Linked DNA regions of Homo sapiens: region 2 is linked to region 1. A link is a contact called in ENCODE Hi-C or POLR2A ChIA-PET data. All regions are on one chromosome and are shown on one strand. The core of a region is the stretch at or near the end of the contact, and the rest is flanking DNA. Distances in the headings are between cores, read along the strand shown.

What was found. A loop is a pair of places that touch in the nucleus more often than their neighbours do. ChIA-PET counts read pairs that join two places held with the same protein, here RNA polymerase II (POLR2A). Pooled maps may share reads with other maps.
Region 2: a map of Caco-2 shows a loop between it and region 1 (9-fold over the local background). The contact joins the promoter of UGT2B7 here to the enhancer-like site in region 1. A Hi-C loop is called at or near these places in 3 of 168 maps with a recorded cell type or tissue (Caco-2, HepG2 and PC-3) and 2 of 50 pooled maps. POLR2A ChIA-PET finds 5 or more read pairs at or near these places in 1 of 52 experiments (HepG2).

The regions. Positions count from the first base shown.
Region 1 is chr4:68,731,497-68,734,923 of GRCh38, forward strand. No RefSeq gene overlaps it. Among named protein-coding and RNA genes, the nearest start is that of UGT2B15, 63 kb to the left of the region's middle. Within about 2 kb of position 1,820, at least 3 of the 41 ENCODE cell types and tissues checked have a DNase peak (open chromatin) inside an H3K27ac peak, as active enhancers do.
Region 2 is chr4:69,095,089-69,098,558 of GRCh38, forward strand. UGT2B7 (UDP glucuronosyltransferase family 2 member B7) reads left to right here and starts at 1,386. Exons shown (of 6, transcript NM_001074.4): 1 at 1,386-2,153; 2 at 3,452-3,470. The coding sequence starts at 1,433. RefSeq lists an enhancer at 3,352-3,470.

The sequences.
Region 1 (3,427 bases), core at 570-3,069:
CTTTCTCTCATTTTTCTGTCTTCTTCTGAGCCCTCCAAACTGTTCCAATCTTTGCCTATTACCCAGTTCCAAAGTCGCTTCTACATTTTTGGGTATCTTTTCAGCAATGCCCCACCCTACTAGTACCAATTTACTCTATTTTTCTGTTTTCACACTGTTGATAAAGACAAACCAGATACTGTGAAGAAAAAGAGGCTTGGCCAGGCGTGGTGACTCACACCTGTAATCCCAGCACTTTGGGAGGCCAAGACGTGCAGATCATGAGGTCAGGAGATTGAAACCATCCTGGCTAACACGGTGAAACCCCATCTCTACTCAAAATACAAAAAATTAGCCAGACGCCTTGGTGGGCACCTGTAGTCCCAGCTACTCGGGAGGCTGAGGCAGGAGAATGCCATGAACCCGGGGGGCAGAGTTTGCAGTGAGCCGTGATCGCGCCACTGCACTCCAACCTGGGGGACAGAGCGAGACTCTGTCTCAAAAAAAAAAAAAAAAGAAAAGAAAGAAAAGGAGGCTTAATTAGACTTAAAGTTCCTCATGGCTGGGGAGGCCTCAGAATCAGAGCAGGAGGTGAATGGCACTTCTTACATGGTAGCAGCAACAGAAAATGTGGAAGATGCAAAAGTGGAAACCCCAGATAAAACCATCAGATCTCATGAGACTCATTCACTATAATGAGAACAGTATGGAAGAAACAGTCCCCGTGATTCAAATTAACTCCCATAGGGTCCCTCACACAACACATGGAAATTATGGGAGTACAATTCAAGATGATATTTGGGTGGGGACACAGAGCCAAACCATATCAATACTCATCAGTGATACTGGCTTGTAGTTTTATTGTTTTGTTATGCCCATGCTTTGTTTTTGTGTAAGAGTAACATTATCCTCATAGAATGAGTTTGAATTATTCCCTTTTTTTTTTATTTCTCTTTTTCTTTTCTTTTTTTTTTTTGAAAAGGTTGAGTCAGATTGGTATCAAGCTGTTACATGTTGGGTATAATTCAAAAGTGGGATCATAAGTTTCTGAACCTTTTTATTTTGATGAAAGACATTTTATTACTTCAATAACAGCTTCAATCCCTTGCCCATTATTATTTGTTTGATGTTTTCAACCGCTTTATAGTTCAATCTTAGTAAGTTTTGAGTCCAGAAATTCATATATTTCTTCTAGGTTTACTATTAATTTATCATAACAATTCTAATAGTTTTGTATTATTTTGGTCTCAGTTTTTATGTCTCTTCTTTTTCCATTTCTGATGGTTTTTATTTGCATCTTGTCTATGTTTTTCTTGCTTAACTTAGCTAAAGGTTTGTTAACATCATTGATCTTTGAAACAAGTCAGGGTCACTGGTCTGGTTGTCTAAGGTGTTATCAGAGCTTGTGATCTCAGGACCAAAAAAATTAAGAAGCGTGGTTACAAAGGGTGAGGTTGGAGCAAAAATTTAATAACAAAAAAACAAAGCTCTCGGCAGTGGAGAGGGTTCCCTGATGGTTGCTGTGTTACGGTTGTATTCAAAAGCTCTTATGAGGAACTGCTTTCATCTCTGTAACTGAGTAACTTTTCTTATCTATAAAACTGCCTGCATAGTTTCATCTCTGTAACTGAGTAACTTTTCTTATCTATAAAACCGCCTGCATATCTCCCAGTTATTCTCTGTCATTGTGGATATGTCTCCAGGAAAGCACAAAGTGCTGTTTCTTGCGTTTGTATAATGATGGGTTTGTTTTAGGTACACCCCCCTCCTCTCTTTGCAAATTCCCATGGAGCCCACTGTGTACATGTCTGAAAAGGGGAGGACACTTTTTCCTGGGAGCTTACTAATCATACAAAGAGCAAAGGGTTTCTATGCTGGACATTGCATGCCTTGCCTGCTTATCTGTGGCTTATCTGTGCAGGTGCACTGTAGCTGTGATTTTTTTTTTAGGCAGGCAGCTTCTGCAGTCTGAGTTTTTCCCCAAGCTGCTCTATTTTTCCTGTAGTTGTGAGTTTTCAGGAAGGCAGCATTTTTGAGGACCAGCCTTAATTGTTTACTTAACTGATTTTCTCTTTTCTTCTCCATCATCTTCACAAAAAAACAACTTTTTGTTTCATAGATCTTTTGTATTGTGTTTATTTTAGCCTCAAATTTATTTAACTGTGTTCTGGTCTTTATAATTTCTTTCTTTCTATTAGCTTTGGGTTTGGTTTGTTCCTGCTTTTTTAGTTCTTTGATGTATAGGATTAGGTTATTTGAAGTCTTTCAACTTTTTTGATACAGATGTTTGTTACAAGAAACTTTCTTCTTACAGTTTTTTTGGCCATCTTCCATAGATGTTGGTATGCTGTACTTCCATTTTCATTTGTCTCACAAAATTTTTAAATTTTCTTCTTAATAACTTCATTGACATGTTTGTCATTTAGCAGTATGTTTAATTTCCATGTGTTCATGTCTGTTTTCCAGATTCTTCTTTTAATTTATTTTTTGTTTTATTTCATTGTGGTCAGAAAATATACTTCATATGATACTTGTGTTTTTGAATTTGTACAGGCTTGTTTGGTAGCCTATCATAGAATTAAGGGAGACATTTTTTGTGCTAATAAAAAGAATGTCTATTCTACAGCAATTATGTGAAACTTTCTGTATATGTCAGTTAGGCCCTTCATATCTAGTGTGTACTTTAACTCTGATGTTTCTGTGTTGATTTTCTTCCTGGATAATCTTTCCATTACAGAGAATGGGGTGTTAAAGTCTCCTACTATTGCTGTGTTGCATGCTAGTTTTGCCTTTAGGTCTGTTAATGTTTGCTTTACATGCTTGAGAGCTCAGGTTTTGGTAAGTATAATGACTAAATCTTGCTAAACTGACCCCTTCATTATCATGTAGTTACTGTCTTTGTTTTTTGTTTTTTTTTTCCCGTCTGATTTGTAATCTGTTTATAACTACACCTGTACTTTTCTGGTTTCTAGTTGCATGGAATATATTTTGCCATCCCTTCACTTTCAGTCTATGTATGGCTTTATAAGTGAAGTGGGTTTCTTTAAGGCAGCATGATTCTTTATTCAGCCATTCTATGTCTTTTAACTGAGAACTGAGACAATTTACATCCATTTTTATTATTGACAAGTAAGGCTTACTAGAGCCATTTTGTTGATTGTTTACTGTTTGTTTTTAGACTCCTCTCTTCCTTCCTTCCTGTCTTTCTTCATAATTAGGTGATTGTCTCTGGTAGTATATTTCAAGTTGCTGCTTTTTAAGTACATCAATGATAGATTTCTTAACTGTGGTTACCAGTAGACTTACAGAAAACCATTTTAGAGATATGGCATGTTATTTTAAAGAGATCACAACTTAGATTGCAAATAAAATTATAAAATAAATAAGGGCAAAAGTCACAGAAAATGTATATACTTTAACTCAATCACCTACCCATTTTGACTCATAG
Region 2 (3,470 bases), core at 136-2,635, 360 kb after region 1:
TTTGTTATAGGACCAACAGTTTCATATGCTTACTGTCCAATAATAGTCCAATTACACTGAGACGTCAGATTTGGCAGCAAAGAAGGAGTTTAATAATTGCAGGGCACTGAGCAAGGAGATAAGAAGAGAACCCTAAATCCAGCTCCTCAAGGAGTTCTGGGTTGGAGGTTTTAAGGAGATCATAGATGGTGATAGGCTGGAAAATTTGGGTAATTGATTAGTCAGGGTAATAGGGTAAAGTCATCAGAACAAGAAACTACATTATTTGCTGAGTCAGTTCCTTGTGGGGTCCTCTAGATCAGCTGGCATCAGTGAAGTCTTTCAGATCAGCTGACATCAGTGAGATCCTTCAGACCAGCCGAGTCAGTAGTTTTAGCAGTATGCTGGACCTGAAGGAATACCTCAAAAGGAAAGTTGATCATTTCATAATGTTTAAGTTAATATTTATAGAAGGATTAAGAGGAACTATAGTCTTGTAACAGGGTCTGCATAATTCTAGGACAACAGCCAAATAACTGTGAGGAAGTGAGTCGGAGAACAAGCTAACCTAATGATTAATGCTGAATGTACTACAAGCTTGGTTTACTTTTCTCTTTTTCTTTCTTTATCTTTGATTACTTTAACAAAGTTTAAAAAGATAGTGTCATCTTGAAACTCTCAATATCTTACATGATGGTTGTAAGAATCAACATGTATACGCTATATCATAAATGAACCTTTAAAATATTATGTTACATAAAAGAAGCCAGTCACAAAATACCACATATTGTATGATTCTATGCATTAAAAATTGTCCAGAATAGGCAAATCTATAGAGATAGAAATTCAATTAGCAATTACCTAGGACAGGGGAAATGCAGAAACTAGGGGTGGAGAGAAAAAGGCTAAGGACTATAGGGCTTATTTTGGGGAGATAAAAGGGCTCTCCAACTGATTGTTATGGTAGATGCACAATTCTGTGAATATACTATGAAACATTAAATTTTACACAATAATTGATAAATAGTATGATATTTAAATTACATGTCAACAAAGTTTACAAAAATATGTGGACCATGTTTAGTCATTTAATCTTTAGTTTTGTGTCAAATGGACTGCAGAAACAAGATCTGTCACTGCTACTGTTCTGGACACTCTTCTAAAATATATTGCATAAGACAGATGGCATGTCCATACAAGATCCTTGATATTAGCTGAAGGATAGCACTCATAAACATAAAAGGGAAATTAATCACATCTGTGTGAACAGATCATTTACCTTCATTTGTCTCTTTGCCATCCACATGCTCAGACTGTTGATTTAATGATATTGTATGTACTTTGACTTATAAGGGTTACATTTTAACTTCTTGGCTAATTTATCTTTGGACATAACCATGAGAAATGACAGAAAGGAACAGCAACTGGAAAACAAGCATTGCATTGCACCAGGATGTCTGTGAAATGGACTTCAGTAATTTTGCTAATACAACTGAGCTTTTGCTTTAGCTCTGGGAATTGTGGAAAGGTGCTGGTGTGGGCAGCAGAATACAGCCATTGGATGAATATAAAGACAATCCTGGATGAGCTTATTCAGAGAGGTCATGAGGTGACTGTACTGGCATCTTCAGCTTCCATTCTTTTTGATCCCAACAACTCATCCGCTCTTAAAATTGAAATTTATCCCACATCTTTAACTAAAACTGAGTTGGAGAATTTCATCATGCAACAGATTAAGAGATGGTCAGACCTTCCAAAAGATACATTTTGGTTATATTTTTCACAAGTACAGGAAATCATGTCAATATTTGGTGACATAACTAGAAAGTTCTGTAAAGATGTAGTTTCAAATAAGAAATTTATGAAAAAAGTACAAGAGTCAAGATTTGACGTCATTTTTGCAGATGCTATTTTTCCCTGTAGTGAGCTGCTGGCTGAGCTATTTAACATACCCTTTGTGTACAGTCTCAGCTTCTCTCCTGGCTACACTTTTGAAAAGCATAGTGGAGGATTTATTTTCCCTCCTTCCTACGTACCTGTTGTTATGTCAGAATTAACTGATCAAATGACTTTCATGGAGAGGGTAAAAAATATGATCTATGTGCTTTACTTTGACTTTTGGTTCGAAATATTTGACATGAAGAAGTGGGATCAGTTTTATAGTGAAGTTCTAGGTAAGTATTTTTTTCAATCAGTAACATGAAGCTCTAACTTATTTGTGTCTTTGAAGCAGAGCTTATATAAAGCCATAAAGTCAGGGTAGTGGGGTTTTGGTAAGTGAATTTATAAAACAAAAATACAAGATGATCTATTAATCTCACAAATATTATAGAAAAGCTTAAATTACAGGGTCAGTTAAAACCCTGTGGCCATCACTCACACAGAACACCCCAGGAAATCATAAACCTATACATTAGTGCATCTAAGACTTTAAGCAATTACACATCTGTTTTACTATACATTGTTTTACATCTTAAAAACAGTAAAATCCATCAAATAACTTCTTACTGAATGCATAGATTTAGAATGAGTAGTTACACATTTTTCTACAACTATCTATATAACTGCAGAAATTGTTTTTTCTTGTAAACTTGTTTTCTTATTTAGAAATCAAAAGATGTTCCCATATTACCAGAAGGTTTCCTTCACAGTAAAGAGAGATAATGTCTATACCTCAGATGCAAAAATCAATAAGGGCAATTTGAAGTTTCTAATGTTTCTATACTCTTTCACGAAAGAATTGGAAATCATTAATTTAAAGTCCAATCATCTTGTTGAAGTGTGAAGGTTGTTATATCTACATAGTTTTTTGAAACTATGTCTCTTTATTAGAACATATGAGACAAATTAAGGTTGAGTACAAATTTTTATTTCAATAATTTCTCAAAAATTTCTAGCTATAATGTACAAATATATTTACTTAAAAATATTATTAAGATCTTAGCTTGAATCTAAAAGAGTAGTTGGTACAAGGATTTCAGCCATACTCTCAACATAGTCCACAGTTCACTTGAACCAAAGATAAAAGAATTAGCTTAATGAGTTGTGTAAACTAGACTATTTCTTAGAAAATTATTTTTATGGGTAGAGTAGAATTAATTGATTATGGAGCTCAAAGAGTTGTTTAAATGTCCGTATGCTACTATTGAAGCTTTAAGAGAAAAGAAATTTTCTGTTTAACTTTCTATGGCTCATTTTAATAATTGTTTATGATTATGAGCATACTGATGCGACATTAGAGATGTAGCTTAACCTCACAATTCTCCTACTACTTTGTCTTTCTTATAAATACACATGGGCAAAATATGTAATACATAAAATTAAATTATATCTATATATGAATATGTGTATATATTTTTCAAAGCACAGATATTTGCCTACATTTTTGCCTACATTATTCTAACCCCTTTCAGAAATTTACCTAAAGTAATTATCTTGTGTCATCCACCTTTTTTTTTTCTATTCCTGTCAGGAAGACCCACTACATTATC